Regions from separate parts of the Mus musculus genome. Here region 2 is linked to region 1. A link is a loop called in an ENCODE intact Hi-C map of the cell type or tissue named here. Cell type or tissue: left cerebral cortex. All regions are shown on one strand.

Region 1 (2,500 bases):
TAGTTGTCTCCACGCTTACACATTACAGATCCCCATTCCTAAGGAATAATGCCACTCACAGTGGGCAGGTCCTCCCACCCCAGTTAATAGAATCAAGAAAATTCCCCAGTAATCCCATGAACCCATCATTGGGATTATCTTCCTGTATGATACTAAATTGTGTCATACTGACAGAGCTATCACAGGCTCCAAGGGGTGAATGGTTTATGAAGACTGATGTAACAGCTTTCCACCCATACAAATGCTTGTCTATAATTTTGAATATCTCTCATCTCTTGAGACTGTAACCTTGTTTAAAGATTTTACTTTGTAAGTGCAAAGAATATAATATTGACAATTTTATGCAGCTCTTGGTACAAGCTCTCTCACAGATCAATAAACTCATCATGGCTTTGTAGTGAGTGAGTGAGCGAGTGAATGAATGAATGAAATTGAATTCACTGGCTCAAAAAGAAAAGAAAGAGGGATCATTGGGGAAAGTGTTTTGGAAGAAGGAAAGGAGAAGAGAGGGGGCAAAAGCATTTGAAAATGCACAAACTCAGTGTACACATGTATAAAATTGCCAAAGAGAAAAACTATTCAAATTTTAAAGTATAATTTTTATTTATTCTTTGAGAATTCTACTTATGTACAAAGTAAATTTTGATCATAGAAAAATGTTAAAAGATAGAACAATGTCACTGTGAACTAAAAGAAACTAATGTTCTCTGGGATGGAAAGACTGAGTTATAACTTAACAGCCAGACAAAATCTCTACAAAGGTGCCTCATCCTCAGGACCACACATCTCCAAGCCAGGCACCCTCATGGAGGGACCACGCCTGACCATGCCTCCAGCTGCCTTGCTGATGCCCTGGGCTGCTGGCTGTTTCCAGCTCAGCAGGTCTGGCACCAACCCAGTAAGGCTGCTCGTTTGTTCTGGGCCTGTTGCCAGGTGAAGCAGTCACGACTCTGCCTCAGCCTGGCCCAGAGCTCCTCCCACAGGGACTCACTTTCTGCAGTGGAAGCAGTGCTTGGCGAGCTCAGCTTCTCACCAAAGCCCAGGCCTGCGTGATCCGTGATCCGTGGAGCTTCACAAAGCAAGCACAGAACACTTTTCTACTGACTCACCCTGGTGAGTCTGCAGAGCATCTGACCATTTAGAGATGCGTTTCCTTTTCAAAAGCCAGGGTGTTACTAGAGGTGCTAGGGCCCTGCATAGGCAGCATTGACCCCTCCGTACACTTACAAAGAAGACTCTCTATGTCCGGTAACTCCAGAGGCTTAAATAAAATGTGGCCTTCTTGTCAACAGATGCCCCACCTTGATATTTGGTTCTACTTTGACCCTTGCTGGACTCTTTCCTTCTTGCTTTCTTGCTTTCTCTTTCATTTTTAAAAACACTTGTTTATTTAGAGAGTGCATGTGCGAGTGTGTGTGTGTGTGTATGCGTGTGTGCGTGTGTGTTTGGTACGTGTGTGGAAATCAGAAGACAACATGAAGGAGTCAGTTCTTTTCCTTCCACTATGCAGGTTTCAGGGATTGAACTCTGTTTATCAGAACTGGCTTTCAGTTATCAGGGCCCTTACCAGTGAACCATCTTGCCAGCCCACTCCCACATTTTCATTCTTCCGTATCATTCCAGCCAGCTGCCCCAGAATCACTCTACAAGTCTCTCCCGGGCTGAGCCAAGCACATCTTACTTTTTTACCCTGGTCTTCCCCTTAGTCGGGAGCCTGAAATATTACTGCAGACTTATTTCCACTCATCTCCCGTTCTTAAGTCATACTGGCCTCTTAAAGCATATTTACACGTTACATGTCTTGTAATCCTAATCAGACAATCATCTCCAGGGACTCCTCAGAGCCTAAGCAAAGTCCCCATCGCTGGCCCTAGCATTAAACGTCTTCTGTGACCTGCCCCCTATATCCTTATCATGTCCCCTCCTTCCATGACTTTTGCAAGTCTCAGGCCCCAACCTCCCAACTGAATAAATTCTACTGTTCTTCAGCATGCATTTTTCTCCACGGTTGTCTCTCCTGCAGCTAACTAACTGTGTATTCTGTATTTCTCTCAGGGATTCACTAGAGAATGCTTTGCACCAGAAAAGTCTCCTCCCACCTTCCAGACAGACTACACATAACCTCCTCCTCCTCCTCCTCCTCCTCCTCCTCCTCCTCCTCCTCCTCCTCCTCCTCCTCCTCCTCCTCCTCCTCCTTACCACACCTCAGCCAATCAGATAGCAGGAAGCAAAGTCCCGGGCACCTTAATAGTGCCTGGGAAGCTCCTGGTGGACTTTCCCACTCCTTGGACCTCTGCCTAGCAGATTCCCAGCAGCACAGATGAAGAATAAAAAAAGATCTGAAGCTAGGAGAAGGAAGCAGGCACCTTGAAGACAGCCAGGAAGTGGGACCAGGGTCACAAGACTTTGAAGCCCTGCAAGTCCCTTTGTCTGTGTAACTTTCATCAGTGGTGCATATCCGTTTCTGTTCTCCAGACGAGGAGTGAGAGGTATTTATCTT
Region 2 (2,500 bases), 460 kb before region 1:
CACGCGGATATAAATCCATTGGATCTTAAGTCCAACGCCTTAACCACTCGGCCATTCTGGTACCTGAAAGAGCTAGATTTTATTTACCAGCAACTGGAGCAATACTGCAAGATTTAAAAGTTTTCAAAGAACCGTAAAATAATATTTTTTACTCATATAAAACAAAACAATGAAAAACAAAGTCACAGGGGAGGGAGGTTCGTAACCCTGATTATACCTCGCTCATTACTTCATTTCCGCATACAATAGCAATGTGATTGACGCTGGAAAGTGACTGAGAAAGCTCGCTGGTGGTAGTACCAAGATTACTGATTCTTCTATGGTGACGGACACTTGAAACGACGGCGATAACTTTCCTTTTTTATTTTAATGGGCATGTCAGGCAGGATGTTTTAATACTCATGGACTTCGGTACACTTTTCCTTCTTCCTAACTCCGGTCTTTTGTTCTTGCGTTATAACTCTCTTATTAAAATAAAAGCGACTCTGGTGGGACTCGAACCCACAACCTTTGAATGCCTCCATTTGTCTAGAAGTCCAATGCGCTATCCATTGCGCCACAGAGCCAGGTGTGTTTCTGTCTCCGTACTGTCTACATCAGAGCAGGAGCGTCGACTCGGGGGGACGAGCTCTCTCTTCCTCCATTAACCGTGGAGTGTGCAGCCGGAAGCGAGCAGCCGGGAGCGAGCGGAGCGGCGCCACTAGAAACCCCAGGTCCTGTTGGAAGTTCTCTGCGCAAGGTACAAAAACATCTTGATTCCAAGTCCCAGCGTCACCACAGTTCTACATGTAGTTAGTTGATATGGCATGCGACTCCTCCGCCCGGTTCCATAGTGTAGCGGTTATCACGTCTGCTTTACACGCAGAAGGTCCTGGGTTCGAGCCCCAGTGGAACCACGTGGTGTGCTAGTTAATTTTTTTCAGGTAGTTATTGCTGTAGCCTGTCTAGGTTATCTAATTTTGTTTCTGACGCATCTAAACGGTACTTTGAAGTCTCCTTTTGAAAGCACCCGTTTGTTTTCGGCGTTTAGAAAAATCTGTGTTTATTTTGAAATACTTCTTTAAGGGCAGATTACAAACTTTTCGTTGTTACCAGACTAGTTTTTAATCAAAGTTTTCTATTTTCATTATCCAATCTGAGAAGACCATTGTGGCACGTGGTTCCATAGTGTAGCGGTTATCACGTCTGCTTTACACGCAGAAGGTCCTGGGTTCGAGCCCCAGTGGAACCAGTGTAACTTTTCTTTCGTTATTAAAGCTATTTCAGTGTAATTCCCCCCCCCCCCTCCCCTCCCCGGAGAATTTGGATTTTGTGCGCGAGCTATTGCCGGTCCGCTGCCGGTGTGACTGCCCCCTTGTGGCCTCTTCTGGGATGTGCCGGTGAGGGGATTGTGTCTCCTGGTGCCTGCGTGGCTTTCAAATAGTAGGTCTTGGGTGTCTGATTCGCCTTGGGCCACTTTTAAAAGTTGCTTCCATTGCCTGATGAAGCACGCCTACAATCTCTGCTTTAAAATAATTAAAAAGTTGCTACTATCAGTGCTGATTAATTACAAGCCTCATATTGATCTTATTGATATACAAGTACATATTGAGAAATTATTGTCAGGCGCAAGGGAAGAGATTAAAAATCCTCCCTTTCATTTTTAATAGTCAGAAGTTTCTTTTGTGACTCCTAGAAGTATCTCATTATTGTTCTTCACAAGTGCGTCCCCTTACGGTGCACTTAGTAGCAGAAATTTCACATGGACCGAAGATTTAAACATTAGAAGTGTTTTGTTACGTGGTCATCAGGAACAAACAGCACAATTTTTAGAGCGTAATTTCAAAATAAGAACAGATTTTTCCAAGCAGAAAATTTAAAAGCCGGTAAATGATAACTAAAAGGATGGCGAATTTAACGGCGTAAAAACTTTCAATTTCTGTATTGGCACTGAATATCAGAAGACAAATAACAAAGTTGGGAAACGTGTTTGCAAAGCCTGTTCTCCCTGGGGTGGGGAGGGTCTCCGTGGTGGGATTGGGGTGGGGAGGGTCTCCGTGGCGGGGCTGGGGTGGGGAGGGTCTCCGTGGCGGGGCTGGGGTGGGGAGGGTCTCCGTGGCGGGGCTGGGGTGGGGAGGGTCTCCGTGGCGGGGCTGGGGTGGGGAGGGTCTCCGTGCTGGGATTGGGGTGGGGAGGGTCTTAGTGCAGTTCACGCAGGCAATCGCCTACTTTGGTAAAACTGCAGCGTTCGTGAGTGAGTGCGCAGTGACTGTCACGTGCAGAAGCCTACATCATGTGTTCTTCCTGCTTCCTCTTCAGAGAAGGTCCCTGAACCCTTGGGGTGGGTGGACAGATGAATCACAACCAGCCACGTATCTCAGCACTTGGCTGGTCAGCTTCTCTGAGTGTATGGCCGGGGCAGAGTTCCTAGCTAGAGTCTGGGTGTGACCCTTGAGGGAGTTACCTATGTGTCCTGTCCCTGTTTTCCTCTCTGCAAACGTGGGGGATAACCTCTTGTATG

The links. Peaks named below come from ENCODE experiments on the same cell type or tissue, not always from the same donor. Only the 100,000 strongest peaks of a DNase experiment are listed, where the experiment ranks them.
Region 2: it touches region 1 in a loop (2.5-fold over the local background); 6 of 42 quality-filtered maps call a loop at or near these places.

Annotation. Positions count from the first base shown.
Region 1 is chr19:12,474,639-12,477,138 of GRCm38, forward strand. All of the region lies in intron 7 of Dtx4 (deltex 4, E3 ubiquitin ligase), which reads right to left. Among named protein-coding and RNA genes, the nearest start is that of Mpeg1, 15 kb to the left of the region's middle. In left cerebral cortex, no CTCF peak of the experiment used is centred here; DNase peaks (open chromatin) are centred at 966, 1,768 and 2,302; H3K27ac peaks cover 2,283 bases.
Region 2 is chr19:12,011,108-12,013,607 of GRCm38, forward strand. n-TLtaa4 (a tRNA gene) reads right to left here and starts at 61; the gene lies at 1-61. n-TRtct1 (a tRNA gene) reads right to left here and starts at 566; the gene lies at 481-566. It overlaps n-TVtac1 (a tRNA gene), which reads left to right and starts at 824; the gene lies at 824-896. It overlaps n-TVtac2 (a tRNA gene), which reads left to right and starts at 1,159; the gene lies at 1,159-1,231. In left cerebral cortex, a CTCF peak has its summit at 1,388 (motif pointing left); DNase peaks (open chromatin) are centred at 752, 1,233, 1,688 and 2,368; H3K4me3 peaks cover 2,500 bases; H3K27ac peaks cover 1,764 bases.